6 separate regions of the Mus musculus genome follow, and all the other regions are linked to region 6. A link is a loop called in an ENCODE intact Hi-C map of the cell type or tissue named here. Cell type or tissue: left cerebral cortex. All regions are shown on one strand.

Region 1 (5,000 bases), 530 kb before region 6:
CGGAACCCAGTGTCAGAACAGCAAGAGGATTCAGACACTGAATCTAGCAAGTCGGCAGCCAGGAGGTAAATGGCAGATTAGATGCAAGGTGGATTTGTACCAACCCATCAGGGGAGAGTACTCACATGAACTCTAGGTTGAGTTGGGTGCTGCTGGATAGTTCTGGGAACATCGGAGGGGCAGGTGGCAGATTAGATGCAAGGTGGATTTGTACCAACCCATCAGGGGAGAGTACTCACATGAACTCTAGGTTGAGTTGGGTGCTGCTGGATAGTTCTGGGAACATCGGAGGGGCAGGTTGCCGTGCAAAGATACGGCAATAACAAAAAAGCAAGTTTGCCATAGTTATTCCTTTAGGGTTCTCTTTGGATACTGGGCAATTAGGTTAACAAATGACTGGGGAGTGAAAGAGAAATGTGTGAGAAAAGAGGGAAGAATAGGGGAGGGACAGAGAGAGGGGGAGGAAAGGAAGAGAGGGGGGAAGGAGGGAGGGAAATGAGGAAAGAGAGAAAAGAGGTGGGGCTGGGGAGGCACTCTCTTCTCTGCAGAGCCTCCAGGTCACACCCCAATGCCATTCATCTCTGAACTCTTGCCACCAACCACTCAGTGAGATGGAATTAATGAGCAAATTACCAGTGAGCTCACATTCCCAGGTCATCTTTTCCTCCTGAGCTAAATGTTTTCCTCCTGTCCTCTTTAGCAGCACCCAAGGAGCCATGTCACCTCTGGGCCTAGGGAGGAAAGTTCCAGGGAACAAGCAGGTTCTAGAAAGACCATTATGGGCTCAGGGCAATATGCCTCCCCTTTTCCCTCCCTTAAGCCTCAAGAGCCATTCTCCTGTCTCCTGACAAGCTGCCGTCTGTCTCTGAGAAACATGCCCTTCTTTTAGATCAATAACGAGCTTGTGCCTCTTTATTCAGGAGCAAAAACAAAATGTTCTGTATTTAAAAAGCAGACAAGAGTCAGAGGCTCTCCCATAATACTTAGCCCCAAGTGAAGAGCCAGGATAGGTTGACTCCATGAAAAACAGATGCCCAGTAAACTTGAATTTCAGATATACAGCAAATAATTTAGAAGTATAGTGTGTCACAAACATATAACATACCTATATTTTAAAAAATATTCCCTGATTATCTGAAATTAATGGTTTAACCTGGACATCTGGTGCCTTTATTTGCCAAATCTGACAACCCTAATCAGGGCAATGTCTTCCCAGCCAAGTGGGACCTGTCCTTGGCTCACCCTGGATGTCTCACGGTCCTGAGCTCCTGCCAAAGGCCTCTTTGCATCCCACCTTCATCTCTTCCCTCCATCCTTCTCATCCTAATTCACTTTCTTAAAGAGTTTGGGATTTTGCCCTCCTTCCTTCCTGTCTTCTTTATCTCTCCCTTCTTCCCTTCTTTCTTCTATTTTTGGTTTTATTGTTATTTGTCTGTCTGTCTGTCTATTTGCAGTACTAGGGGTCAAACCCAGGCTCTGGAGTTAACTAAGCAAGCATTCTACAGAGCTACATCCTCAGCTCCTCTACTCTCTCAGCTTCCCTTATTCCTTTTAAGGTTCAGCTATTTTATGTTTGAATGTTTTGCCTACGTGTCTGTCTGTGCACCACATGCATACCTGGTATTTGCAGAGGAAAGAAAGAAGGAAAAGGAAGGAAGGGAGGGAGGGAGGGAGGGAGGGAGGGAGGGAGGAAGGAAGGAAGGAAGGAAGGAAGGAAGGAAGGAAGGAAGGAAGGAAGGAAGGGAAAGAGAAAAAAGAAAGAGAAGAAAAAGAAGAAAAGTGCTGAATCCGTGGATCTAGTTATGGCTGTGAATAACCATGTAGATGCTTGGGATTCAACCACAGGTCCTCTGGAACAGCAGGAAATGCTTTTAAACACACCAAGCTATCACCCGAGGCCCCAGCCCTGTGGTTTTTAAGACAAGGTCTGGCTATGAAAGACCTTGCTTTTACCTGCCACGTGCTGATGCTCCAAGCTATACTGCCCCACAAGACCCAGCCCCTCCATTCATTTTACTAAATGTTTCCAGCCTCCTGACACCCTTTCCAGGAGCTGTGTACACGAGATGACAAATCAGATATGGTCCCTGATCTTGAAGAGCTGACGCCCTGGGGTTGGAGGAGAGATGACATAGACAAGGGAGTATGAAAGAAAGTGGAAAGCGAATGCATTAAAGTCCAATGGCTCAATGTAGAATGGAGGAGTGCATAGGAGTTCCTAGCCTTGTCAAAGTGTCCAGATTTGAATCTCTCCACACCTCAATTTTCTAATCTGTAAAATGAGCTGATCCGAGATAGCATTTGCATTAAAGGGACTTTTAGTATTGCAGAGATATTTTAAATTCAAGTGCAAAGCTAACATAGACAACATACATGATTTTAAAATCTGAGTAATAGATATAGCAAATTAACTAAACTACTACCTGCATTATTTTAAAATTTTGAAAATTTCCACCAATATTAGGACGTTTGCTGGCTGCCATCTTACAAGTGGCCACATGGGGGCAACAAAGTACCATACAAACTGAGACTGAGCTGGTCAAGCACCCCATTAACCCATAATTCACTCATATTTTGTCTGGTCATTTAAATGACTTTAATGAACTCTGAGTATGTTCAGGAAAAAGAATTGAATCAAGGTGTAGTCCACCCTTAACCTCAGCCATCAGGAGGGCAAGGCAGGCAGATCTCTGGGAGTTCAAGGCTAGCTACAGCTACATAGTGATACCTTGCCAAGAAAGAATGAAAGAAGAGGGGAAAGGAAGAGGAGGAGGACTATGCCCCTGCCCCACTCCTGTCCTCCTGAGGTTTCTGACAAGCCCCTAAGGTAGGCACTATCACCATATCTGTTTTAGACACAGAGATTCTGGGAAATTAGAAATGTTTCCTCTTCTGAAATGGTCCCTGAAGAGGAGCTAGGGAAAATATAAGAGCCAGAGATCAAGGAAGATTGAAGCAAAATAGTCTTCTGGAGAGGATGGCCCGTTGCACTTAGGAATGCACAGCAGCTGTGGTTGGCTGCACAAGATGAAGCCAGTGAACACCCCAGCCTGGAGTTGGCGTGGTGGTTTGAATGTGTTTGGCTATTAGGAGGCGTGACCTTGTTGGAGTACATGTGGCCTTTGTTGCAGGAAGTGTATCACCATGGAGGTGGGCAATGAGACCCTCCTCCTAGCTGTCTGAAGTCAATCTTCTCCTTTTTGCCTTCAAAACAAGAAGTAGAATTCTTAGCTCCTCCAGTGCCATGCCTGCCTGGATGCTGCTGTGCTTCTGGCCTTGATGATAATGGACCAAACTTCTGGACCTGTAAGCCGGGGCCAATTAAATGTTGAACTTTATAAGAGTTGCCCTGGGCGTGGTGTGTCTTCACAGCAATGGAAACTCAAACTAAGACGGAAGTTAATCCCTGGGACTGGGGTGTTGCTGTGATGGGCCTGACCATGGTTTTGTTTGGAGGGATGTGGATTTGGGGGCTTTGAATTTGGAAAGCTATGGAATGCTTTAAGTAGGACTTGATGGGCCATCCCAGTAGGAATATGGAAGACATTGGTGCTGAGGGTGATTTGAACTCTGGAGATCTTTCTTAATGACGTTTTGGTGAAGAATGTTGCTGCTTTCTACCCTTGTCTGAAAAGTCGGCCTGAGGCTAAGGTAAAGAGATTTCGGTCAATTGCATTGACAAAGGAAGTCTCAGAAAAGCCCAGCATAGACTGTGTCCTCTGGTTTACTCTCATGAAGAGAGTTTTGATCAAGCACAGCAAGCTTAGGCATTGAAGAAGTTGGAAACAGAAAGCTAGTGATAATGCAATAGAACAAGGGGGCCATGTTCTAGCCCCAGCAAGCAGCAGAACTCAGCAACTTTAGCCATGTTGCTCTGGCTTTAGAGTTAAGACTAGAAGGGCCTACTGGCATGATTGATGCTGCTTAGCTGGAGCTAAGAAATTAGTGGTGATTAAGAAGAGACCAGCATAATTGAAATGAAATATTCTTGCAAGTATCTTCTGAGAGCACAAAGAAGCTGTGTTCCAGAGATAGCCAAGGTTGTACCTCATGCTGCAGTTGGACTTGGTAATGTGTAAGAATCACCCAGGTAGTACTGGTTTTGAAGGCATGAAGGGGTCATGGAGAGCAGCTGAGGCTTGGCACTGTGAGAGGCCAGGGAAGGTCATTGGTGAAGGTGCAGCCTCAGTTGCAGGTAACAGCCCAGGACTTAAGGGGTCAGGCAAAGGAGGAGAATTGGCACCATGAAGAGAGCCTTTAAGAAGTTATGGGTGAAACCTAATTGTAGCCTCCCTCAGCCCTGAAGCAGGCTGATCCAGACTTTGACCTTGCTGCCACTGAGAAGATTACCTAGGGTGGAGCCTTCCGACCTAGATGGCTCTTTTGTTCAGTCACCTGCCACTGCTCTCTCCAAGGCACTGCTACCTGCCAAGAATCCCCTGAGATGTTCTGGAGGAACCTCCTATTCTGCACTGTCGCCTACAGGCTGGCTTCAGACACCAAGAATGGACTGGCAGGGGATGGGCTTTCCCCTTTTATAGGCACACTCTCTTAGTAAACTGGTGGGCCTTGAACAGAATCATGTCTTGGTCTCCATTAATCTCTCGCCGTCTAAGTCTCTTTCAGCCCCAGCCTGCCTCCCAGGTGTACCCAGTTCAAGTAGACCACAGGCTGGCATACAACAGATTGGTGTCTGAGCCAGGGACCTTGAGAACGGCGGGAAAGCACTCAGGGAATCACTGTCTTGTATGGAACTCCAAGGGGAGAAAAGAATCAGAGATCGAATCGGGCATGGTGAGCAACAGGTATTTATGCTAGCGCTGGCTTTAAACTTCATTTTTTTAAAAAGTGTTGCTGGAGGTGCGGAAGGATATGGGTTAAGTTTGGAATAGTGCTAACCCGGTACTTTTTCCACTTAGGATTTGACAGCGAAATAGGTGTGGGACTAGAAACTGTGAATCAGGAGGTTGTCCACAGCTTTTAAAAGCTGTTTCAGAAGT
Region 2 (5,000 bases), 160 kb before region 6:
AATCCAAAATTATCATTACTTGCTTTCATGTTTAGTAATGGCTGCAGACTTAGCTTTCAGCTTTGTATAGATGAAGCACAAAAGTTAAGTAAAGCTAGCAGTTTAAACAAATAGGATACTAGAAGTTCAATTTTTATTTCTTTATTGCTTAGTGTAAGAGAAAAGACATTAAAGTCTGCATTGGTCTTCTGTATCCCACAAGTCTGCAGTTATGGCTCCTCTGTCCACAGTTACACTTCAAATAAAAATTAGTTCCTTGGTAACATTTCCAGTGCTTAAAGAGTAATTTGATTATTGGCTACCATATTGGAACAAACACAAAGTATTTCATTACTTCAGTAAATTCTACTGGAGACAGTATTCTCTTTAAAAAAAAAAAAAAGAAGAAGAAGGAGGATTTATTTATTTAATGTGAATACACTTGTGGTCTTCAGACACACCAGAAGAGGGCATCAGATCCCATTACAGATGGTTGTGAGCCACCATGTGGTTGCTGGGAATTGAACTCAGGACTTCTGGAAGAGCAGTCTGTGCTCTTGAACTCCGAGCCACCTCTCCAGCCCCTGGATAGTATTATTATAGAGCACAAGCACACACAACACAACAACCTAAAAACCAAGCTTCACAAATACATTTGTTGCTTAATCATTTTACTTGTGTTTGGCTACAAGTCAAGCAAAATTATAGGTCCTGAAGAAGCTTGGCAAAATCACATTTAGACCAGCAATAACGTGTAGAATGCCATGAGTCAAGCCAGTCCAAGAGAAAGCACTGCTTAAATAGAAAAAATACAAGCTCACAAGACCTTAGGTCAGGAAAGACAACAAACACCTGAACTTTGCATTCCAAAAGGAACCACCTTTTACAGATGTGTACAATGACAAAATTTTAGTAAGCAGTAATCAATACCATGTGGCTCAATAATGAAATATACCTTTTAATGTCTTAAAATATCAGCCTGGCAATATGTAAGATACATCAGGTAATATTGGGGGAGGAGACATCCACCTGGAAACCATTAATGGTTAATAGCTCAGTTTATAAATGGAGAAAAAGGAGAGAGGCATTCATGGGAGTGGAAAGTTAAGCTTTAGGTTGGATTCTCAATACATCTATTGTTGTAAAACTCCCTGGACTGAGAATAGGCCCAAATGTGGAACACCACCTGACGGGAGAGGTGATAGACACTGAAAATTAAGGATCAAGGCAAAGGATCAACAAAAAGTGTACTAAGGAGTTATAAAAGAACTGCAGTGTTGAGGCCCCAGCTACAGCCTCGATTTGTGGTGTATGTAACTAATCTGTCTGGTTTCATGAGTCATCAGACTTCTAAGATCAGGAAAGGGAAAATGCCAATGCTCTGTCTAGGGGTTGGATAAGCCAGTATAATAAATGAAAATGGGGCTAAAATGAGTGTTCTAAAATACCTTTTGATAAGGCTGCAGAAGGAGCGGGAGAAATGGATATGAAGTACTGGGCTCTTTAAAAATGATTAAAATTCTGCTTACATAGTCTAACTCGCGACACTGTAATTTCATACTGTAGTAAGGATCTCAAGCAGGAGAGTATAAAACTCGGGTGAGCATGTCTTTAATCTACCTCGATGGAAAATACTCCGAGGCGGATCACAAGCAATAATAACCTGTAGTTTTGCTGCATAAAACCCCAGATGACTACCTATCCTCCCATTTTCCTTATTTGCCCCTATTAAAAAACTTCCCGACAAAACCGAAAATCTGTGGGAAGTCTTGTCCCTCCAATTTTACACCTGTTCAATTCCCCTGCAGGACAACGCCCACACACCAGGTTAGCCTTTAAGCCTGCCCAGAAGACTCCCGCCCATCTTCTAGAAAGACTGGAGTTGCAGATCACGAGGGAAGAGGGGGAAGGGATTCTCCCAGGCCCAGGGCGGTCCTCAGAAGCCAGGAGGCAGCAGAGAACTCCCAGAAAGGTATTGCAACACTCCCCTCCCCCCTCCGGAGAAGGGTGCGGCCTTCTCCCCGCCTACTCCACTGCAGCTCCCTTACTGATAACAACTCAGAGCGACTTTGGGAGAGCAAGTGCTTCCTGCCTCCAAAACAGCCCAACTGAGCCCTCGCTCCTTCCCTCCACTCCCCGGAGTGCGCGATGGAGGTCTGGCTCAGCACGCCCCTCTTGAGGCAACTCAAGTCGGAAACGTGCTTGCACCCGCCCCGCAGCCGCTCAGCCCTACTGCCCGTCCCCGCCCCCAGCGCGCGCTTCCTGCCACGTTGCGCAGGGGCGCGCGGCCAGACTCTGCGGCGCGGGGCCGAGGGGAGGGCCGGAACCTGGGAGCGCCTCCTCGCCGCCCCCGCTGGCCGGCGGATGGACTCAACTTGCACGAACACGAGCCAATGGCAAGGGCCAGTTTTCTGGGCCCCGAGAGCCAATCAGACGACGAGGCCCGGCCGGCGGCGGGTAAAACGACTCCCCCAGAGGAAGGGGAGGGTGGGCGGCCGCTCGCGCGCGAGCTACTTTCGCTGACCCTCCCTCCCCTCCCCCGCCCCGCCAGAGGCCGACCGCGCCCGCACGTCCAGCTCGCCTCACCCCACCTACCTCCCGCCCCACCCAGTGGGCAGAGCGAGGCTGCCGGCGGCTGCGCACTCCGGCTGCCGTTAACTGACAGGCGCCTTACGCCAACCAAAACACGCCATTTGTGTTTTCACACACGGCGGGAGGAAAAGAAGCCAATCAGCGACGAGACGTCGGCCGGAAGCGCTCCTCCGCTGCCCCCCCCCCCCCGAGCCATGGCCGCGTCCGGTGGAGACTTTTCCGCTCCCTTCTCCCTCCCCCTCCGGTTGCTGCAGGGCGGACCGCATTCCTGCCCACCACCCGCTTGCCCCTTCCAGCGTCACGACTCGTACCCGGCTGTCTCACAGAACGGCTCCACCACGCTCGGAGGGCCTGCCGCGGCCGCCCATCCCCGCAAACGCACCAAGCCGCCCTCCCGCCAGAGTCCCGATCCCCTACCTAGCCGAGGCTCTCTGAGGAGCCGGAGCCCCAAAGCACAGCCTCTTCTTTAGGCGGCCCCGGCAGCCTCCGCTGATTGGCGGCGCACCGGCCAATAAGTGTGGGGCGGTGGGCGGAGAGGCCAATGGCGCGGCGGGAGGGGGCGTGTCCCGCGTGCCCCTGGCGCCGGCACTGGGAATCCCCGTGCGGTCAGTGGCGTTTCCGCTCGGGCAGCGGGCTGAGTGAGCTGCCGCCGCTGCCGCCGCTGCCGCCGCCGGGGGAGGGGCGGCCGCCGCCCGCCTGCGCTCAGAGACTCACGCAGCCCTAGTCCCGCCAGTCCGCCAACACAGTAGTGCCGGCCCCCTCCGCCCCTGGCCCTCCCCCTCCCCGCCTCGGGCTCGCTCCGCCTTTTCTGCCCCCCACCCCCACCTCACGGGTACGGGCCATTCCCGGCCAGGAAACGCCGTGGCGCCGCGTTGGGCCTAACTCGAGTCTCGCTGCCTCCCGGGAGTGCCGTGCGCCGCAGCCCGGGCCCAGGCCCCGGCAGCGCCTGGGTCAAGGTAAGGGTCCAACAGAAAAGAGACACCGAACCACACGACCGGGCCCCGGGGGAAAGAAGGGTCACCTCAGTCTCCCTGCGTTCCCTCTCCTCGGGGTCGTGGGCCTGGGCCTCCCCAGCCTGGTAGCAGGAAGATGCTTGCCCTTTTCGTCTTCTCAGCTACCTTTACACACCATTGCACCGCTCTTGCCCAGAGAGAAAGGCTCTCCTTCATCTAGTCGACCCCACTACCTTTTTAATGTCTTCCCTGGGTCAGGACTCTTCCCCTCCCCCTACTCTGGTCTCCCCTTTTTGCCTGGGTATTGCCTACTCCACGTTTATACCCTTTTCAGGAGAGGCCTCCCAACCCTGCTCTCAAAATACACATACTTTTTTTTCTGTCCCTGAGCCCCCCACCTCCCCTGTTCTTGCGGCCTTGTGACAACTCTGGTCGCTCGTGGGGGCCCAGTCCTCCCCTCCATAATCTTCCTGAACGCCTCTCCTCTGGTTTTCCAGTTCCTATCTCAGATGGCTGCTGCTTTTCCCACACCAAAGACATTACCTTCGCCACCCCCACCTCACATTCTTGGACTCCCTGTGGCGTATGCCCCAGTATCCTTGCGATATCCCTGTTGAATTTGTAGGGTTCTAGCCTGGAATTGAGCCAGATTTTGTCGTTTTCCCTGCCTAGGGCGTGGAGAGCGATCTTTTAAGAACGACTCTAAAGAAGAGGGGGAGGGATATGCCCCTATGAATCCGTGCAAGCCAAGATCCTAGGTAAATGGTAGTGGGCAAAAGCCCTGGTTTTAGTAGGTAATCGCTCAGAAGGAAAGTTTTAACTCCTGGGAAAGCCCCTTCTATGCTAATTTATTCTATCGGGCGCCTTTGCCTTTCTCATTCTTAGGAATAAGGATCTTTCTCCTGTGTACTGATGCTGCAGCCCGCCCTGCTGGCCTGGGTCAGGGGTGCGTGGATGACCTGCATTTTCTGCTTTCTCATGTTACTTGTGTAACGTCTTCACCAGCAACTCATTTTTCGCCCAGAGCTCTGGGCTCTGGGTTTTGTCTATACCTGGATTCCTTTTGCCAATTGTTCCTGTGCTCAAAATACTTAAAAAGATTCAGGTTCTCGAATTTCCTCCATACCTTGACTAAATTGTTTTTAGATGACATATTTGTGACCAAGGTCATGTTTACATTACTTCCTTGCTTATATGTTAAATACCTATACTTTTGATTGGGGAGGATCCAGATGGAGGAGGTTCCAGGAGGAGGTTTGTGTGCAGCATATTGAGAGGAAAGTGTTTTGATGGTTAATTTGATATTAATAATGGTTTAGGTCGCTAGGAGGAAAACTTTAAGAGGTTATTTTAGATGTGTGCAATCTGACCTAGGACTAAAGCAGAGAATACTGACATAATTAGAGATTTCTGAGTTTGGAGGACACAGGAATTTCTTTTCCCTGGATTTCTTCCAGTTTTCTCAGGAGGATCATT
Region 3 (5,000 bases), 63 kb before region 6:
AGGGAGGGGCCCCCCACTGCAGGAGAAGAGAGATCTTCTCATCTGCCCTTTCCTAACACACGCACACACACACACACACACACACACACACACACGCACACACAAACACACACATACATACATACATGCACACACATACACACGCACACACACACACACACACACATACACACATACACACACGCACACACACACAAACACACACATACACACATACACGCACACACATACTCACGCATACACACGCATACACACACATACACACACATACACGCACACACTCATGCACACACACCTACCTCAGCTCCAAGCACTGCCCATGAGGTTGCAGACCCTGGGCTTATCGCAAGGCGAGAAGTGGGCAAAGAGGAGAAAGAGGCAGGGACAGGGTAACAGGGCCTGGGGTGGGGACAAGGGTACCCTGTTCAGAGGTGACCTGCAAGTTCAAGTTAGGCAGAAAAGTATCAAAGACGCAAGACAGTCTCTGCCCTTGGCAGATGTCCAGGGTGTAGGAAGCATGAGAAGGAGAGGGGTAACCCCTAAGTCCCCACCTCTGTGCCCCCTCTCCACAGCCACCAACCCTGACAATGGGCCTGAGAAGTCTATGCTGTACAAAACAGGCCAGGCTCGAGGGGCCAGTCACCAGTGAGATATCCCAGTAGGGAAGAGGCCAGGCCAGCCTCAGGCTGGAACTAGCTTCCTCCTCCCACAGCCTCCAGAGCCCGTGTCTCCCCCTCAGACTCTGAGGTGATGAAGGACTACCAGCAGCAGGAAGGAAGACCCTATCCTTTCCCCCTCAGCACGGCTCAGATTCTTTTGAGAGCTGGGTGCAGGCTTGAATGAGGGAGGCAGAGGAGGCCCCGTTGGGGGGCTGGTGGCACCTGGAGCTTTGTGGCAGATGTGGTGGGACCATCATCAGCGAATAAAAATAAAGTAGGAAAGAGTCTGGCCCTCCTGGGGCAGTGTGTTGAGTAAGTCTCTTTAGGCGATCAGGACCGGCAGGCAAGGACGCAGCAGGCAGCCCTGCACACTGAAGGGGTCCAAGGAGATTGCGCGGCAGAGCGTCCTTTCCCTGGGGATCCCCAGGGACCTCCAGCTAGTCTACACAGGAGAGAAGGAAACCGAGGGACCAAAGAGGGAGGCCCAGGCTCCACTAGGTCCAATGGAGGCGGGGCCAGACTCAGGATCTCAAGGGCTCTGCCTTCTTGCCAGGCTGCCACCTAGCCCCTGCCTCTCTTCAGAGCCCGGAGGAGGTCCGTGTGCAGCCAGTTCAAGATTTGGGTCTGGAGCTTGAACGCAGGAATGAGAGGGCAGCAGACGGGATATGCTGAGGTCAGGCCAACTCCTGGGCTATAAAATCCCGGCTTTCAGGGTCCCTGTGTGTGAGCAACAGGGCATGGTAGGACTCCCCAGCCAGACACATCACCTCCTGGCCGCAGCACGGAACTTACTGTAGTGCCCACGAAATCTGTGGGAGGAAGGGAGGGGAGGGGAGAAAGAGAGAGGGGGAAGGGGAGGGAGAGGAAGAGGGAGAATGTTAGAGCCTGTGAGGTCCCAGCTGCCCCCTCAGCCACTCCCCAAGACACAAATGGCCAGAAGTGACTAGAACCAAGTCCTTGAATGACAGGTCAGCCTTAAGCACACCATGTAACCCATTAGCTGTCATGTGTGAAATAAAGACCCTCTCCCACTCCACAGGGCCATTCTGAAAGGTCATAGCAAATGCCTTTGACTTGGAACTGGCCTACAGTGTCCACCTCCATGAAGCAGTTAAGGATGCAGATGGGTGGAGCTCCCCACATCACTGGTGTGGGGAGTTTTATTGGGCAGGAAGGGGTTGTTTTTAACTCTCTTGTATCCTAGGCTGGCTTTGAATTTACAAGGTAGCAGAGGCTAGCCTTGATCTGATTCTCCTGCCTATGCCTTCAGAGTACGAAGCTTACAGGTATACACTACCATGACTGGCCTCCCATATCATTTTAACAATGAGCTGTAGCTGGGAAAGTTGGCTCCCATCTTAATCTTAACTCTTAACAGGAGGCTGAGTGAAGCATAAGGCTTGCCACAGGTATGGGGGCAACCTGGGCTACACAGTAAGTTCCAGTGTATCCTAGTCTACAAAGCAGAGCCATGTCTTTCAAGTAAATGAACTTGTGAGGGAGCCATGTGGGAACAGGAGAGAGACACTGAATGGACCCATCCACTGAGAGGTTCATCCATCCATTGCCAGGGTAGCATCAGAGAATCCACATAGGCTTAGCCTTGCACTTCTGGAAGTTGCCACCAGGGGGTAGGTCCTGACCTCAAACCAAGACCAAAGAACCTACATGATGGGAGGGATCTGTCAGAGCTTTTAAGGTCAGATTAGCAGAGAAATGTCCCAGGAAGCTAATAAAAGGGGACAGAAAACCTCTAGCCTGGCTGAGCTGTAAGATAAGTAGCGTGTTGTAGAACCTTGGCCTCACTGAGCTCTAAGATAGGTAGTGTGTTGTCGGACCTTGGTTCTGGACTCGAACCTGCGTTCAAGCCCTGACTTCACTACTTAGATGACTTGGAGCAAGCTCTCCCTCTGTGTGCACACCATCCCCTGCCCCACCCTTGTTCTCACCTGTAACCCGGTGTTCATAATGCCTGCCTGCAGAGGCCTGTTAGAGCTGACCGCTTTGAGCATCCCCCAAGTACTAGACCCTGCTAGCCGCTTTGCATACAGAAACTTTCCCCTCAACCTGACAGTCCTGGGAGACGGATCTGTTCTCATCACCCTGGTTTTATGAAGTATGGGAAACTGAAACTCGAGGGCAAGTAATTCCTAGGCTTAACCCGCTTCTACTCTAGTCTGTGCTCACCATTCAAGAAGACTTTAAGCACAACACTGAGGTCTCCTGCTAGATGAGTAGACACGCAGCTGTGTATGTTATCATTTAAGCTCATTGTATGGTGAGCAGAGACCGTAAGAAATGACTGTAAGGAGTGGACAAGCTAAGCATAGGTTGAACCGCGGGAACCACTGCTCTGAGACTCAGTCTAAGGACCGTGTGCCCATACACACAAGCATCCACCACAATGCCTCTCTCAGAACTGGGGGTAGGCTGACATTAGGGTCAGAAGACTCTGCTTGACCTCAGCCCTTTGGAGGCTATCTGGCACTGTTATTATATTTTATTTCTGAAGACCCCAAGGGAAAAAACTTGTGAATGTGTGTGTGGAGGTAGAAGAAAGATATTCACTGTAGTGTCATCAGGAAACCTCAGACCTTCCCTAATAGAAGAAGAATAAAATAAACCACCATTCAACCCGTGCGATGACGTGTGTGGGTACCAATCCGCTTAAAAGCAGTTACCTCTGAGAGTCTGGCTTTCTGTGTAAATTGTTTCCTGTTGTTTTGAGACAGGATCTTGATATGTGGCTCAGGCTGACCTTGAGATCATAATTCTCCAATGCCAGCCACAAGAGAACAGGGGTTATGCAGGTATGCATGACTGAAATTGTTTGTTTTTCTTTTTAATTAAATGAAATTTATTATTCATGTCTGTGGAAGACATGTGAGGTTGTGTGAGATCAGAGTACAGCCTGGGGGTCGGTTCTCTCCTTCCACAACGGGGTCTAGGCTTCAAACTCAATTATCAGGGTTTCATAACAAGCCATCTTGATGGCCCTAAATTATTTCCTTGTTGTATTTTACTGTTACTTGATATATGTAATATGTAATACACCAGTTATACAGCATGATGTAATAAATTTGTGAATGGTACCATTCAAAGCTGTAGCTGTTGATAATTTGCATATAGCACAAGCCCCAGTCTCACACCCTAGGTTCCTCCCCTTCAGACCCAATCCCAGATGACCACCCTCCCAGCTTCTGTACTTATCTTTTTTAAGGTTACTTTTGTCAGGCGTGGTGGCACATGCCTTTAATCCCAGCACTTGGGAGGCAGAGGCAGGTGGATTTCTGAGTTTGAGGCCAGCCTGGTCTACAGAGTGAGTTCCAGGACAGCCAGGGCTACACAGAGAAACCCTGTCTCAACAAAAAAACAAAAAACAACCAAACAAAAAAAGATTATTATTAAAATTTTATTTATGTGTGTATCTCTGTGTTGGTGTAAGTCACATGTGTTCACACAGATGCTTGTGGCAGCCAGAAGAGGGCTTTGGCTCCCCAGGGTCTAGAGTCAACAGACAGCTGTGAGATGCCCAACCTGGGTGCTAGGAACCAAACTCATGTCCTCTAGAAGAACTGCACATGCTTTTCACCATTGAGCTCTCTCTCCAGCCCCATTATTTCTTTGTTTTTAATATATATTAAATACATTGGTTATAAATGAAAATATATTAAGTATATATTAAATAAATGTAATATATTTAAATATATTATATTTTAATGTATCATTATATATTATATTAAAACAAATTATATATGTTATATAATATATATGTATATATGTGTATATATATGTATGTATATACATATGTGTGTATAATATATATGTGTATATATACATATATGTGTGTGTGTGTGTGTGTATATATATATATATACATATATATATACACATATATATGTGTGTGTGTATGTATATATGTATATATGACCTGGTGTGTTGGTGTAGGTCTGTAACCTGAATACTTGAAGTGTGATTAAAGGAAGATTAAGGCTATCTTTGATTATATAGTGACTTGAAAGCCAGCTTGGAGATGCTGTCTAAACAACAACAAAATGTGTGGGAATGGTGACTCTCCTGTAATCCAAGTACTTAAGAAGTTGAAGCAGGAAGAGCGCTGTCAACGTCAAATCCAGCCTGGTATTGAGTAAGACCCTATTTTTATTTTTTTTTTAATTTTATTTTTTGTTTTTTTGAGACAGGGTTTCTCTGTATAGCCTTAACTGTCCTGGAACTCACTCTGTAGACCAGGCTGGCCTCGAACTCAGAAATCCTCCTGCCTCTGCCTCTCAAGTGCTGGGATTAAATGCGTGAGCCACCACTGCCCGGCAACTTCCATTT
Region 4 (5,000 bases), 73 kb after region 6:
GCTGTATGGCTCAGCCTGACCTGGAACTCATAAGCAGTTGGAGCAATCCTAATTCAATCCTCTTGAGTGCTGCGATTACTGGTTTATTCTGAATTTTCTGGATGAGTATAATAGCTTGTATTTTCTTTGTGCATGCGAATCTTATACAACAGACACTGTATTAGGCAATTTACAGTCTTCAACTCTCTTAATCCTTATCATAACCCCGGGACAGAGGGACTATATATTATCCCCATTTAATAATGAGAAACTCCGCTGCAATAAGCCATTTCTTTATAGAAACCACCGATTTTACGCCAGACCCCCCCTTTTGACCAGGAAACAACTTGGAGTGCTGGTTTTATTGGCATTTCTCGGGGGAAACGTGTCATAAGAAAACGTGCACTTTAGGGAGCTGAATACCAAGTCCGCATGAAAATAAACCGCGTTCTCAGTGACTCTAGCATCTTGGAAGACTATCATACTCTTCAGTGACAAAACTACAAGCACTGCTTGACAATGATGATCCCTGACATCCAAATTCTCTGAAACCCCCAGGAACTGACAGAATTTTCGAGTTCCAGGTTTACAATTGAAGAACCCAAAGAAGAATTTCCCACGATCACACTTGAGGTGTCAGTCATATTCAATGGGCTGTGTGTTTTGATACCGTCTTCCAATCAGCTACCGGTAACCTTGTAGTCCAGCGCTGCCAATCTGAGTCCTACAGTTTTACTGGAATGCACTGGAACCTCCCCAAACTCAGTTCCCTCATTAGGGCCACGCCTCGTCACCCTTCAGTCTCACATTTCAGCGGAAGCCCCGCCCCTTACGTTCCTAAGTCCCGCCCTTACCCTGCAGCACTGTGGTGCGCTTTCCCAGCTGTAGCTTCATCCCTAGTTTAGCTCCACCTTCCAGGCTTACCCAAAGCTCCGCCCTTCGTTACTTGGGCCCCTCGGGCCCACTCTTCCGGCTGCGGTCGTCGCATCAGGGCACCGCTTTCCCGCAGCTCCACCCCCTAAACACAAGCCCCTCCCGCGCCGGCCTAGTCTTCCCACGTCGCCCCGCCCCTGACCATATCTGCGGGCCTCTGCGGCTCCCTTGCGTTCGTCCGGCTCTAGGCCCTGCCCTCAACTCCGCCCCACCCGGCGCTCCCGCCCCGTTCCTCCCAGTCGCCTTCCTCGGAGACCAAGGCCAGGTCCCTACCGCAGCAGTCGCGCCAGCAGGAGGGAGGGAGCAGGCGGCGGCAGAGGGGGAGGGGAGAAGGGCGGGCTCCTCACGCCCAGCCTCGCGCTGCCTGTCCGTAGTCGCAGATTCGCCACAAACGGCCCGAGGACTCAGACTCCCCAAAACTGAGCTTTCGCTCGCCAGAAACTCCACTTAGAACATGGAGGCGCTTGCTGAGCCCTTTAAGGTGTCCAGAGATCTTTTTCAGACCGACAGGTTGGTCTCAAGCTCCTCAGTAGACCGGCGAGGAACCGTGGCGAAAGTGCGTCTATACAGCGCCACGGGACCACGTTTACCCTGGCGGACGCCGTCGCCGTCGCTGCTGCTGCCGCCGCTGCCACAGCCTTTGCCGCCACGGTCTCGCCGCTGCTGTTCCTGTGCCGCCTCCAGGAGCCCCCCCATTGTCCCGGCGGCACCGGGTTCCCAGGCCAGAAGATCCAAAAGCTCGGGAAACGCGAAGGTGCTTGCGGAATTGCGACGCTGGGGCACCGGCGGGACCAGGAGTGGCAGGGGTCAGCGCGGGAAGCCGGGGGAGCCGGGCCAGAGAGTGCGGGGCAGGAGCCGGGGCGGCCAGCTTCGCTTCCGAGAGTTCGGGTTTCCCCTTCTCGGCCCGTCTCTCATCGCCGGCCTCCCACACGGGGTTGGAGCCCCGGCGGGCGCCCCCGGCGATGAGCCCAGACTGGAGGTGGCCGGTGAGTACGGGCCGGGGCCGGGAGGTAGTGCCAGTGGAGAAGGGGCAGCCCTGGCGAGGCGCCTTAGGCTCCTCCTGAGCCCCTGGAGCAGGGAGAATTGACATGCCATTCGTTCGTGGGGAGCGTCCGCGGCAGCAGTGTTCCCTTTGAGGCTGCCTGGGCCAGAGGCAGAAGGGAAACCTTGTTTGACTTGTTACACTTTGACAAAAGGGAAGCGGCGCAGCATCCGGGAGATTGGGCTCTAGCCCCGCGGGCCTTGTCCCACCCCTTACCCCTTACTTCCTTCTGCTCCTGGAGTTCCCGGGAGTAGGTGCTTCCGCCATATCCAAGGGCCCCAGGGCTTTCAGAGCTAAGTTCTGGACACCTTCGTGCCTCTGACGCCAGGTCCCTTGGGGCACTGTGCTAGTTCGGGAACCAGGGCAGCAAAGCCAGAACGGCAGCGTTCACCAGGGACCCGGCTTGGAAAGTGTTGAGCTTGTTTGTACCTATAATTGGTTTTGTGTTTAAAGGCACAGCAGCAGGTAGGAAATAGAAGTGAGTTGGAATTGAATGTGTAGCTTGGCTGACTTGCTGTCGATAGATGGACGAGAGCTGCCCATTCTTGTAGTTAAGCCTCAGGAGAAGGAAGGAAAGGCTGAGAGTTAGTGTTTGTCAGGGAGGTTAGGCAGGCCCTGCATTGGTGGTCCTAGGCACTAGTTCAAACTAGTCCTGAGAGAAATTGGAGCGGTACCAGACTAAGCTGGGCTCCCTGGGGTTTGGTGCCATCTGCTGTCTCTACTCACCCAGAAACTGAGGTGGGGGAGGGTTAGCCTTTGAGAACCTTGGAACATAATGCCTAGATTTTTGTGATCATGTTTGTGTCCTGGCATTCAGTAGGCCCTGAGTTAATGTTGCATGAATCAGTAAATGAGGAAACCAAGTGTAGCCTGTGCCGTTTGTCCTGCGGAAATGACCATTTCACAAGGTTTCTCCCTATATCTCCCCACCCAGTTCCAGGGTGAGGTTCCCCATTAAGACTTCAGCGATGCACTGATTGTGTAGTTCAATGGTTTCTGTTGGAATCTAGGACTCAGTCATTGGCCACTCACTCAGGCATACAATAAGCAACGTTTAATGCGTAATCTGATCTTCCTCAACTCCTAATCTGGTGGTCTTCTCATTCAGCTATTCACAGGTTTCATGGTATTTGCCCAGGCTTGGGAGTCCAATGCATGCTAGGAACTGGGGATTTAGAAGTAAATAGGTCTGGTATTTACTGAAGATCTCCTAGTAGAATGGGAGAAAACCAGAAAATGTCACACTGGAGGTGAGAATAAAATGCCACGGGAACAGCTTTTCCTTGAGAGAGTGAAAAAAAGTCATAATAAAAGTGTCATTTGGCCGGGCGTGGTGGCTCACGCCTTTAATCCCAGCACTTGGGAGGCAGAGGCAGGCGGATTTCTGAGTTCGAGGCCAGCCTGGTCTACAGAGTGAGTTCCAGGACAGCCAGGGCTACACAGAGAAACCCTGTCTCGAACCCCCCCCCCCCAAAAAGTGTCATTTGAACTAGGTCTTGAAGAATTTGTAGGAGCCCACCATTCAACATTCCTAATTGAGAGCCCTTTGAACCTTGAGAGATTATAACATGTAGGGAATTTTATGCTGCAGTGTGAGCCCACCTCCAGTCTGGGCTTATTGTCGGGGGCGCCCGCCAGGGCTCCAACCCCGTGTGGGAGGCCGGCGACGAGAGACGGGGCCGAGAAGGGGAAACCCGAACTCTCGGAAGCGAAGCTGGCCGCCCCGGCTCCTGCCCTGCACTCTCTGGCCCTGCTCCCCCGGCTTCCCGCGCTGACCCCTGCCACTCCTGCCAAACCATAACTACTGAAAAGAATCTAGAAAGGAAGACTAGGGACAGAGAGCAAAAGGAATTTCTTGAATGTTATATTAGATGGTCTGAATAGAAGCTGGAGAGCAGCTGGAGGCTTTTAGTAATGTAATTGGTATGATCATTGCTACTTAGTAGAAGGATCACTCTTGTCACTTTATGTGAGACTAAGCCAAAGGAATTGAGACATAGGCAGCAATAGGTTTTAAGGGCCCAGACTAGGACCTTTGTAAAGAAGCTGGCACCTAGAGATGCTCTAAAGAGAGACTGGCCAGGATATCCTTGGGAAAGGAAGGCTGAAGAGAATCTACTGTATGGTGTGGGAGCTGGAAACTGTCAGGCCTGTGCTAATTGGTCTGTGTATTCTAGATGTGACAGCATGGGGGTGGACTTTGACGTGAAGACCTTCTGCCACAATTTGCGGGCAACTAAGCCACCATATGAGTGCCCTGTGGAGACTTGCCGCAAGGTTTACAAGAGTTACAGTGGTATCGAGTACCACCTGTACCACTATGACCACGACAGCCCACCACCCCCACAGCAGACCCCACTGCGCAAGCACAAAAAGAAAGGGCGCCAGTCACGACCAGCCAACAAGCAGTCACCCAGCCCCTCTGAAGTCTCACAGTCACCAGGCCGAGAGGTGATGAGCTATGCTCAGGCCCAGCGCATGGTAGAAGTGGACCTTCATGGCCGTGTCCACCGAATCAGCATCTTTGACAACTTGGATGTGGTGTCAGAGGATGAGGAGGCCCCTGAGGAGGCCCCTGAGAATGGCAGCAACAAGGAAAACACTGAGACACCTGCGGCTACACCTAAGTCAGGCAAGCATAAGAACAAGGAGAAACGAAAAGACTCTAACCACCACCATCACAGCGCTCCTGCCAGTGCTGCTCCCAAATTGCCTGAGGTGGTGTATCGTGAGCTAGAGCAAGATACCCCTGACGCACCACCCCGGCCCACTTCCTACTACCGGTAAGACCACCACCATCTCCTACCTCTAGAAAACCAATCAAAACCAATCGAGATGACAGTCTGATAGGAGACAGCCAGTAAAGGAGCACTAGTCTGCCAAGGCAGTGTGAACTGTCCTTTAGCCCTACTGGCACATGCCAGGTCCTGGGTTCTCTCACTTCCTGCTCCCTTTGTAACATTTTTTAAGAATTGGGGTTTTTTTGTGTGTATGTGTTTTGATTTATTTCTGTTTTTGAGACAGTCTGAGTTTTCCCAGGTTGGCC
Region 5 (5,000 bases), 150 kb after region 6:
GTTTTGCCTGTAGAGGCTGTGGGTCTGGGGGAGATGCTGCTTGCCGCTAGGGCTTGCGGCCCGAGGTTGCCCCGGGATGAGGAGGCACGGGGAGGATGGAGAGGCAAAGGGTGGGGCGAGGGCCGAGGCGAGGAGGAAGGGGCGAGCCAGGAGGCTCTCTGAGCAAGAGCAGGCCCGGAAGCTTCCAGGTTGGGAATCCCGGGCTAGAATGACCTCTCCCCGATGTTCGGAGGGGGCAGGAGACCGGGCTGCGAAGCCCGTGGTGGTGGCTTGCAGCTGAGGTAGGACCGCTCTGCGGGGCCTCCTCTCCGTCCACGGTAGAGGTTGGCTAAGTACAACCCCCTGTCCCTGCCTGCCTTCGCGGTCTCACGGGACCTCGAGGCAAGTGTCCACTTCATCTTCTTACTTCTTGGCGCTTCCTGGAAGCCTTGCCTTCCAGCTCCCAATGAAGGTTCTGTGTTGCTTGCCTGCATTCAGACTCCTTCCTAGATGTGCAGAACCGTGTTGACCTTAACGTGTGTAAATGTTGATGGCCGCTGGTCCTCCTCTTTCATGCTCGGGTTTGGGATCTGTGGGTGCTCCGTGCAGTTGTTCTCCGAAAGGTCCCAGGCTTCCCACTACTTTCTCTGGTCAGCCCTTGACGACCTGAGTTCTAAAGGCTGGACTGCTTGTTGCACGCCCGGGAATGCTCTCAGGGAAGAGACTTTGAAATTAGACCCTCTTTTTCAAAAGTCACTTTTTAAAGCTTGCTCCAGTGTTAGTCCTAACTGGTTTCATTCCTTAGCGTGAAAGCCATTTCCTGCTGACTGAGTTTTGACTTTGCGTTTTTAAGCATTCAAGTTTATTGTACAATTTCTTCAAGCCACTAAAGGGTAACTATCACAGGGCTGGTCATCTAAAATTTAGTTTTCTTTCAATGAACCTTGACAAAATAATCAGGTAGCCACAATCGAGGTAGAGAAAAGAATATTCTATCACTTTCCCAACGGTACTTGTCACCGCACACAACTAATTTTGCCTTTCCGGTTTTGCCTCTTCTTGGTTGACATAAGAGAATGCTGTGGTATGGAGCTAGAACCCACTGCTGAACTACATGACAGCTGTTTTTTAGCCTTTATCCCCTCTGTCTGATGTTTGTCTGTCCGTGATCCTGTGCTTGTCTCCGCTGCCCCACGCAGCCTGTGCCTCTTCTCTGCCACAAGTCTCACTTCCTTCTCCATCCCGTCCTCCAGAGAGCCTCTGTGCAGCGGTAGCCCTGTAACTTCCTTCTCAGAAAGTCCCAATGCTTCCTGCTACATTGAGAGAAAAACTCAGTGGAAAGCATTCTAGACTGTCTAGGGTTTTATCCCAGCCTGCCATTGCAGCCTGATCTGTGCAATTTAAAGCAGTTTTCACATACAGAAACCTTGCACTCGTTACCAGTTTGGAAAGTCTTAATGCTCTTGTGTAAATCTAGCCCTGCTTAAGTTAGTTCATTTGTTCATTTACTCTCCAGAAAATTGGTTTGACCTGATGTATAGGAGGTGCTGGGCTAGATACAACCTGACAACTGAATAGAAGTTGATGTCTGTAGACCACGAGAATTACAAACTGGTGAAGGAAAAATTTATTCCTAACGTTCTGTTGTGAATTTTATGTAAAGTGAACATACCATAAACTGTAAGAAATGCATTGAGGGGGAAGTCAAAAAGGCCACTTTGAGGAAGGAAGGGGCCTTCTCCACTGAGCTGAGCTCTGAGAGGCTGAGCTAAGCTGCGGGGAGGAAGGGCTGCAGGTGATGGATGCTCCAGCATGTGATAAGCCCTGGGGGGAGAGAAGCCTTGCCCGAGATAATGTAGCTGGTCATTGTAGCTGACCTTGTCCACTGAGAATGGACAGCTTTTACTTTTTCTCATTGTAGAACCGTCCTGATCCTGTATCTGGTCAAAACCAGTTTCTTTAGACAGTCTAGATTATTTTTAAGACTAGCTAGTTTTATATGTTGCCCTCTGTTAGCCCTTGTGATTCTCGCCCAGTTGAGCTGTTTGAGGGTAGAAGAGAGATCACTTCTGAATTCCCAGCAAGTTCAGGACATGGATTGATACACTTGTCAGTGCAGTCAGCAGATAGGGATATGGCTCCTTCTAGATCATCAGCCTTACCTAGCTCTGGCACTGGTGATGCTGTGTAATTCTGTTGTGCATGCCAGGATATTGCAGCATGTCTTGCCTGTGTGCACTTATATCTGTAGTATCCCTGTCCCCAGGCTATGACAGTCAACTATTTCTTCAAACTTTGTGAGATGCCAAGCTGGATTATCTGCTGCTGGGAACCACTCGAGATTTTGAGTGGACTGCATCTTGAAGACTGGCTGTAGTCTGTTCTGTGTGACAGCCCTGCAGGAAGCCTTCGGTACTGCCTGTTGTGTAGGAGCTGCAGTGAGGGACTGGCTTTGCTTGGCTGAGGCAGACTCTGACCCTTCCTGTGTCTTGGGTTTATTCCTGCAGACTGCCACTCTCCGCCCCTACCTTAGTGCCGTGCGGGCCACGCTGCAGGCTGCTCTCTGCCTGGAGAACTTCTCCTCCCAGGTCGTGGAACGACACAACAAGCCAGAGGTCGAAGTCAGGTAGGGAACGAGGTCAGAGTGGGGCCGAGAAGAACATCCCCCAAGAATAAGCCCTGCCCAAGGGGGCCAGGGATCTATGCTTTTGCACTGTCAGGCTACCTTGAGTGACATTGGTCTTGTTGCCAGATGAATAGTTCCTCCTGATTTGGTTAATTCCAAAGCAGGGTCATAGGGCTCCCATTCAGAACCTATGGGAGACCTACCCCAGAGTGTGACCTTTAGAGCAGAGCTCTGGGGACGTGTCTCCAAAAGCGTGACAGCCACCGGCAGCCCCAGAAGGTCACAGGATTTAGATCCCAGAGATGATGCCGCTAAACTTTATTAATGTAAGGATCGAGACTTTTTTTTACTTTTGATCTTTAATATGTCTGACAACTTAGACCTTTTTACACTCCATATTTTGAAAGCAGTCTTCTCTTGACTGGTTTTTATTTCATAAATAAGTATTCTTCCTCTTTGAAATTTCACCTGGCAAGGAGATGATAGAACACTGCTAATCCCAGCACATGGGAGGCTGAGGCAATAGAATCACAGGGACAGGGCTAGCCTCAGCTACACAGTGGATCCTCTCTCAAGAAACCAAAAGCTGCAGCGGGGGTAAATCTGCGGTGTACATAGTTGTGATAAGCCACGCCCCCACATTAGATGATAAAGGTAGTAAACCCAGGTCCTTGGGACAGGCTAGGCACACACTTTACAACTGAACCGTATCTCCAACTCCAATGTAATTTATATGACTCAAACTATTGTAGCGTTAGGATGGACTGCTGCCATTTGAGAGACATGGTATGCTGCGTGCTATTACTTGATATACATGGTTTTCACTGGACATTTTATTTATTTTTAAAGATTTATTATTATATGTAAGTACACTGTAGCTATCTTCAGATGCACCAGAAGAGGGCGGCAGATCTCATTACAGATGGTTGTGAGTCACCATGTGGTTGCTGGGATTTGAACTCAGGACCTTTGACAGAGCAGTCCGTGCTCTAACCGCTGAGCCATCTCTCCAGCCCCGCTGGGCATTCTCCAACAGTGACAGTTCATAGAGCACAGGTACCTTTAGAACTACACAGAGTCAATGGCACCAGCTTGATTCTCTGCCTCTGTGGTTTTAGGAGTAGCAAAGAACTGCTATTACAGCCTGTCACCATCAGCAGGAATGAGAAGGAAAAGGTTCTTATTGAAGGCTCCATCAACTCTGTCCGGGTCAGCATTGCTGTGAAGCAGGTGAGTCACCAGGGATCCCATTGGAATGAATGGTCAGAGAGCTAGATTCAGAGCCTGCTTCCAGGAATTCCCTTGGGATTATGGGCACTAGCAAACAGAGCCAAGCAAGGTGGCACATACCTATAATCCTAGCCCTTGGAAGGCTGAGACTGAGGAGGGACAGCCCAAGACCAGCCTGGGCTACTTGGTGAGTCCCTACCTAAAAAACAAAACAAAAAGTTGGTCAGTAGAAAATAATGCCAACAGCCCTTATCATAGGCCTGGCAAGGCCATGGGGGTCAGTTAGGTGTTGGAGCAGAGAAGGTTTCTAACAGGTGATGGCTGTGTGCTCTTAGGGCAGTTCCAGCACTGGTTTGATAGTCAGTTTCTGAAATTGCCACACAACACATGCATATACAGAATTCTCAAAAAAAAAAAAAAAAAAAAAAAAAAAGAGAAAAGAAAAGAAAAAAGAAAGAAACCAGACTATCCAATTCTAGCTTTTCTTTCAGAAACAGCTGTGTAAGCCAGCAGTGTGTGGGATGATACACCCAGAGTCAGGAAAGAAAATGCCAACAACTGTCAGACTTAAAGATCTGCCTAATAATAATTGCCCAGACAAATGTCACTGCATTTGCTTTGTGTATTTTCTTTTTCTTTCTTTTTTTTTTTTTTTTTCGAGACAGGGTTTCTCTGTGTAGCCCTGGCTGTCCTGGAACTCACTCTGTAGACCAGGCTGGTCTTGAAATCAGAAATCCGCCTGCCTCTGCCTCCCACGTGCTGGGATTAAAGGCATGCACCACCACGCCCAGCATGCTTTGTGTATTTTTTCTAGAAGTTTTCTAGTTGGAGGACCTACTTATAGGTCTTCTGTCCATCTTGAGTTAGTTTTTCTATGTGGTGTAAGCTTAGGGTCTATCGTCATTCTTTCACATTGGAACACTCCGTTGTCAGAACAATTTGTTGGAGAAATTGTTGCCATTGTGTGGCGTTGGTGCTTTTGTTGGAAATCAGGTGACTATAAATATTTGAGTTTCATTCTGAGCTTTCTGTTCAGTTCTAACTCATATATGTATACGATAGAATTTCCATTTTCTAGCACTTGGGAGGCAGAGGCAGGCAGATCTCTGAGTTTGAGGCCAGCCTGGTCTATAGAGTGAGTTCCAGGAGAGCCAGGGCTACACAG
Region 6 (5,000 bases):
CTAAAAACATGATAGTGTGTGTCTATAACTCCAGCACTCAGCAGGTAAAGGTGGGAGGGAGAGAAGTTCAAGGTTATAGATTGTTGGTTACTTAGAGTCTAACCTGGAGTACAAGAGACTCAAAACAGACAACGAAGCAAAGCAAACATACGCACCCAAAACTGAAAGAAAAGGAGAATGTTTGGAAATGGAGTTCGAAATTTGGGAGATGCCTTGAATGCAAGTTTGAACACAGTTTGGATATTTTATTTTTCTATATAGTAGTTTGCTATGTAGCTAAAACTAGCCTGAAACTCTCAGTCCTTCTGCCTCAACATTTTGCACTGAGATCCCAGGTGCACACTTGTATTACACCTGAATTGCACCTGTGTTGCACCTGTACTACAGGTGCACACCATCACACTCATCTCTGGGTTTTATTGTTACATTTTGTTTAAGCTTTGCACTAAAAAAAAAATATTTGAGAGGAGAAAGCTTTGGTGGCTTCCCTGTAACCCCAGGTCTTGGGAGGTGAAGGCAACAGAATCAGCTCAAGACTAAGGCCAACCTGAGCTACAGAGTAAGACCATGTCTCAAAGGCAACAACAGAAACTGATAACGTTTTCCTGGATACAGGTTTATTAAGCAAAAGTGATCCTCTTTAACCTTAGTATCCATAGCAGATGTACTTCTAAACAGCCTTGGCTTTCTTGTCGGCTTTAGGGACACAGCACCCCCCTCAATAGATGTCTGTAATTTTCCCCTCTTGTAAGCCTTGAAGGTCACTGGTTCTCCAACCTTTGGGACAGGACCTGTCAGTCTTAGAATGGTGTCAGTGCAGAGTAGCAGGTGTAGGATGGAGGTAGGCTCAGAGGTGCTGGCCACTCTCATTGGGAGGGTACCAGCAGGAATACCTGAGATGAACCACTCATTCATGTAGCCCAGACTGCAAAGCACTCGAGGCTCGAAGGCCATAATACTTTTGTCTGTGCTTCCAGGTGCAGCGTCTTCCTCAGCTGCAATCACTCCTCCCTAAGGAGGAATTTGTGAATGTCAATCTAGCTCTTGCTGGGCAGCAGTATGGTGCCTGATACGATAGGCCAAGGCTGGAAAGGAAATACTTATTTGAATTTAGTTTTAAGAGACTCTCCTTCTGTAGCCCAAGCTGGAGTCAAACTGAGAGCAATCCTACTGCCACAGTCTCTCAGGGGTTAGAACTATATGTGAGACTATGCACTTTTCCTTGTTGGAATCTTAATGGGAAGAAAGGGACTATGCAAAGACATTTATGCCCACATGTAGTCATTTAAAAAACATGTCATCCCTGACTTAAACCAAAGGTGATAACTTTTCAATAAGTTTCTTTGAATCTATTAGGTATTCTTCTAAAAAAATGTTAAAATAAAACTTTTGATATTAAAGCACCTCTAAAATAAAAGGGTTTATTGAGCTGCTCAGATCCAGCAAAAAACAAAAACAAAACAAAAAACAAAAAACAGCCCTGAGACAGATTTTTACAATTTACAGCAGTTGGGCTAGATGGAAATTGGGAAATATCACGGGCATAGGAATAGTAGTACACCTTTTGTGTGTGTGTGTGTGTGTGTGTGTAGGGAGCGGGAGAGGGAGAAAGAGGGGAGAGAAGGAGAGAGAGAAAGAGGGAGGGGGGAGAGAAGTTGAGAAGAAAAAGATTTTTTACTTCTAATTTACACTAAGCACAAAATCTCAGAGCTGGTATGTAGTTCAGTGGGCGTAGTGTTTGCCTACCTTGCAGGAAGGCCTCGGTTCCACCCCAGTATTGCAGAACAGGTGGAGTGGCATGTAATCCCAGCTCTCAGGAAGTGGAGACCAGAAGACCAGGAGTTCAAGGTTATCAAGTTTGATATGTATGAGACCCCATTTCAAAAATACTTTAAAGTCATTTTTAAAAAAACAGTTGGGAACTAGACATGGTGGCACCTGAATGTTAGCCTGGAACTCCCTGGGTATCTCAGGCAGGCTTTGACTCTCAGTCCCTTGTCTCTGCTTCCTGAATGCTGGAGGGAGAGGTATACACTATCCTGGACTACATAGTGAATCCCGGGCCAGCCTGCGGATACACAGTGAGTCTATGCCCATGATCCCCAAAGAAACAAAACCAAATGAAGAGGGGGGAAGGAGGAGGAAAGAAAAATGGGTAAAAGATGTTTACAAGCACCCAAGAGAGAATATTCAAATCAGCAATAAATATGGAAAAGGTGATCAGCTTCATTAATCAGGGATATGCAAATTCAAACCAAAATTAACTCTACCCAAGAAGCCAGATGCAGGAGAGGACACGTTGTCTGATTCCATTTATAGGAATGTCTAGTGACAGAAAGCAAGTTGGTGGCCGTCTGGGGGTGGCGCTGAGTGAGAGCAACCAGCAGAGGACGAGGGTGTTTTCTGGGGTGATAATATAATTGGAGGATCACCTCCGAATGAGGATTTTATACTTTGTCAACAGTCACAATTAAAGCGGCTGTATTCACGCGTATGTATTCTATATTTCAGCTTGAAATATAAAGAAGCTTGATTTTTGGCCAGATTCAGTTTTTATCTAGAGCCTGGGGTAGGAAGGTTCTTGGAGCCGCAGAGTCTATTGCCAGTCTGGGTAATATAGTGAGATTCTGTTACCAAAATTAAAAGAGGAGCTCTGTAGAGTTCAGTTGGTACAGTGTTTGCCTATCTACTCAAGCCTTAGGTTTGATTCACAAAGGTCTCTAGCACTGCTAAACTAGACATGTTACTACATGCTTGTATCTCCTCAAGAGGAAGAGGCAGAGAAGTATAAGGTGATCCTCAGCTACACAGGGACCTTGGGGCCATCCTGGGCTACATAAGACCCTCTGGAATGGAGGAAGGGTGGTTGCTTTTTGTCTGTTTGTTTGTTTTTTGAGACAGGGTTTCTCTGTATAACCCTGGCTGTTCTGGAACTCACTCTGTAGACCAGGCTGGTCTCAAACTCAGAAATCTGCCTGCCTCTGCCTCCCAAGTGTTCAAGTGTTGTGATTAAAGGCGTGCGCCACCACACCCGGCTGCATTTTTTTTTTTAAAGCCCAATAAGATATCACTAGTAGGGCTGGTGAGACAGTGTGTGTGTATTTACCAAAAATATCTACAAAATAACTCATAGCAACAGATTTTTTTGAGAGTCGCACACTGTAGTACCACAGCTGGTCTTGATGGCTCCTTTGTCTTTTTGCCTCAGCTTTCGGAAGGCTTCACTCACAGGTGTAAGCCATTGCGATTGACTAGAAAAATCTTAGAGACATTATGTTTGTTCTACTTTTGTTGCTATGATAAAAACAAAAGCAAGCCAAGAAGAGGTTTATTGAGCTCACACTGTCACATCAGTGACATCATCATTGAGGACCATCAGGCAGGACAGGAACTCAAGCAAGAACCTGGAGGCAGAAAGTGAAGCAGAGGCCATGGAGAAATAAACACTGATTACCAGCTTGATCCCTGTAACTCTCTCAGCCTGCTTTATTCTACAACCCAGGACCACCTCTCCAAAGTGGATACCTCCCTCTGCATCAATTAGCAATCAAGAAAAGGCCCCACAGACATGCTCAGAGGCCAACCAGGTGGAGGCAATTACTCAACTGAAGAGTCCTTTCCCCAAGTTGGGAAGCAAGAATAATCATCACAGTTTAGAAGACGAGACTAAATAATAATTTTTTTAAAAAATGCATATTTTGATTCTATTTGACCATCGCCAAAAGGGAAAACTAATTTCCAGTATTAGAATTCAGGACAGGACCTAGTTGAGCATGAAGAGTGACTGACAGTCAGCAGGGGTTGTGGTTTGTGTTTTCCTTAGATTTCTTTACAAATCTAAGAAAATGAGTACTTTTAGGCACTATGTTAACTTACTATGTTTTCACAGCATCAATTTCATTTTGAGAGTTTTCTTTCGACATAAGTTATAGCTTAATCAACTGTCTGACTGATGGCCAAATGAGCAATTCTCCCTCAGATATACAATACTGAAGGAGGCCTTAACACCTTCTCTCTAAACATCAATACTTGGGGGTAGATAGTACACACATCTTCTGAGACTAACAATTCTAGGAATTTGGGACTGATATTTGAGATTCTCAGCACCCAGAAAGTGGAGGCAGGTGAGTCAGGAGTTCAAGGCCAGCCTTGGCTATACCACAAATAATTACCTACATCAAACAACAAACACCAGCCCAATACACAAACAACTCCCTAGACAGGGAAGAACTGAGCAGGAGATTGGCACGTGTTGATTTATGATGAAAGCAGCTGATAGGAAAATGAAGGAACATTATTATCTACACTTTTTTAAACATTTTTAAAAAATTAAGGTGTGGTCTGGGCTAGTCTCAAATGCCTGATTCTCACGCTTCATCCTCTGGCGTTTGCCTACTGACACCAGCTAGAAAATCTTTTTAAATAAATAGGATGATGGTCCACGCTATATTGGCAGGGACGTCCATAAGAGCAGTGGAGAAGTGCTGTTTGAAATGCTGTTTTGATTCTTGCAGCTCTCGTCTTCTTGCTGCCAGCACTAACTCAGGCCTCCGGCGGTTCCTTCCTCTCTTGTTGCCAATGGTTCCCGCCTTTCCCCTCCCCGCAGCCGCGGTGGTTTAGCCCGGCTTCCCCCGGGGAAACCCCTTGGGCGGAGCGCGGCCCCCGCCGTGAGGCCACTTGGATCCCTCCGCGTCAGGGGTGGGCCGGGGACCTGTGGGCCGGGCACGAACCCCGGGCTCTGATTGGCTGCGGCGGGAGTAAACATCCGGAGAGGTGGGGCGGGGCCGGAAGTGGAAGAAGAAGGCGGCGGCTGAGTCGGTTCAGGAGGTTTTAGAGCCGGAGTCCGAGCTTCAGGTGCCATGGGCTGGGGGAAGGCGCCCTGAGGGGACTCGAGGCTGTGCATGGCGGGTGCTCGGGCCGCCGCCGCCGCCTCGGCGGGTTCCACCGCCTCGTCGGGCAGCCCGCCGCCTCAGGAGCCCGGGCTCTGGGAGCTGCTGGAG

What was found. A loop is a pair of places that touch in the nucleus more often than their neighbours do. Peaks named below come from ENCODE experiments on the same cell type or tissue, not always from the same donor. Only the 100,000 strongest peaks of a DNase experiment are listed, where the experiment ranks them.
Region 1: it touches region 6 in a loop (5-fold over the local background); 3 of 42 quality-filtered maps call a loop at or near these places.
Region 2: it touches region 6 in a loop (2.2-fold over the local background); 2 of 42 quality-filtered maps call a loop at or near these places.
Region 3: it touches region 6 in a loop (2.5-fold over the local background); 6 of 42 quality-filtered maps call a loop at or near these places.
Region 4: it touches region 6 in a loop (4-fold over the local background); 12 of 42 quality-filtered maps call a loop at or near these places.
Region 5: it touches region 6 in a loop (2.8-fold over the local background); 3 of 42 quality-filtered maps call a loop at or near these places.

What each region holds. Positions count from the first base shown.
Region 1 is chr6:112,698,073-112,703,072 of GRCm38, forward strand. Gm35824 (a long non-coding RNA gene) reads left to right here. Exons shown (of 2, transcript XR_377964.4): 1 at 1-183; 2 at 298-415. It overlaps Gm26799 (a long non-coding RNA gene), which reads left to right and starts at 1,708. Exons shown (of 2, transcript XR_869361.2): 1 at 1,708-4,805. In left cerebral cortex, a CTCF peak has its summit at 2,496 (motif pointing right); a DNase peak (open chromatin) is centred at 2,542.
Region 2 is chr6:113,074,186-113,079,185 of GRCm38, forward strand. It overlaps Setd5 (SET domain containing 5), which reads left to right and starts at 3,454. Exons shown (of 22, transcript NM_028385.1): 1 at 3,454-3,527. Gt(ROSA)26Sor (gene trap ROSA 26, Philippe Soriano) reads right to left here and starts at 3,059. Exons shown (of 3, transcript NR_027010.1): 1 at 2,989-3,059. In left cerebral cortex, CTCF peaks have their summits at 436 (motif pointing right), 1,935 and 4,427; DNase peaks (open chromatin) are centred at 1,327, 2,000, 2,335, 2,623 and 3 more places; H3K4me3 peaks cover 3,806 bases; H3K27ac peaks cover 3,653 bases.
Region 3 is chr6:113,170,491-113,175,490 of GRCm38, forward strand. It overlaps Lhfpl4 (lipoma HMGIC fusion partner-like protein 4), which reads right to left. Exons shown (of 4, transcript NM_177763.3): 4 at 1-1,468. The coding sequence ends at 1,368. Among named protein-coding and RNA genes, the nearest start is that of Lhfpl4, 22 kb to the right of the region's middle. In left cerebral cortex, a CTCF peak has its summit at 2,283 (motif pointing right); a DNase peak (open chromatin) is centred at 2,295.
Region 4 is chr6:113,305,672-113,310,671 of GRCm38, forward strand. Brpf1 (bromodomain and PHD finger containing, 1) reads left to right here and starts at 1,466. Exons shown (of 13, transcript NM_030178.2): 1 at 1,466-1,666; 2 at 4,132-4,737. The coding sequence starts at 4,142. In left cerebral cortex, CTCF peaks have their summits at 1,514 and 2,664 (motif pointing left); DNase peaks (open chromatin) are centred at 973, 2,172 and 2,655; H3K4me3 peaks cover 3,054 bases; H3K27ac peaks cover 2,254 bases.
Region 5 is chr6:113,378,240-113,383,239 of GRCm38, forward strand. It overlaps Arpc4 (actin related protein 2/3 complex, subunit 4), which reads left to right. Exons shown (of 6, transcript NM_026552.3): 2 at 2,487-2,605; 3 at 3,724-3,835. Among named protein-coding and RNA genes, the nearest start is that of Arpc4, 2.6 kb to the left of the region's middle. In left cerebral cortex, CTCF peaks have their summits at 2,385 and 3,492 (motif pointing right); a DNase peak (open chromatin) is centred at 1,244; H3K4me3 peaks cover 1,160 bases; H3K27ac peaks cover 492 bases.
Region 6 is chr6:113,233,065-113,238,064 of GRCm38, forward strand. It overlaps Mtmr14 (myotubularin related protein 14), which reads left to right and starts at 4,779. Exons shown (of 19, transcript NM_026849.2): 1 at 4,779-5,000. The coding sequence starts at 4,902. In left cerebral cortex, no CTCF peak of the experiment used is centred here; DNase peaks (open chromatin) are centred at 2,357 and 4,682; H3K4me3 peaks cover 867 bases; H3K27ac peaks cover 703 bases.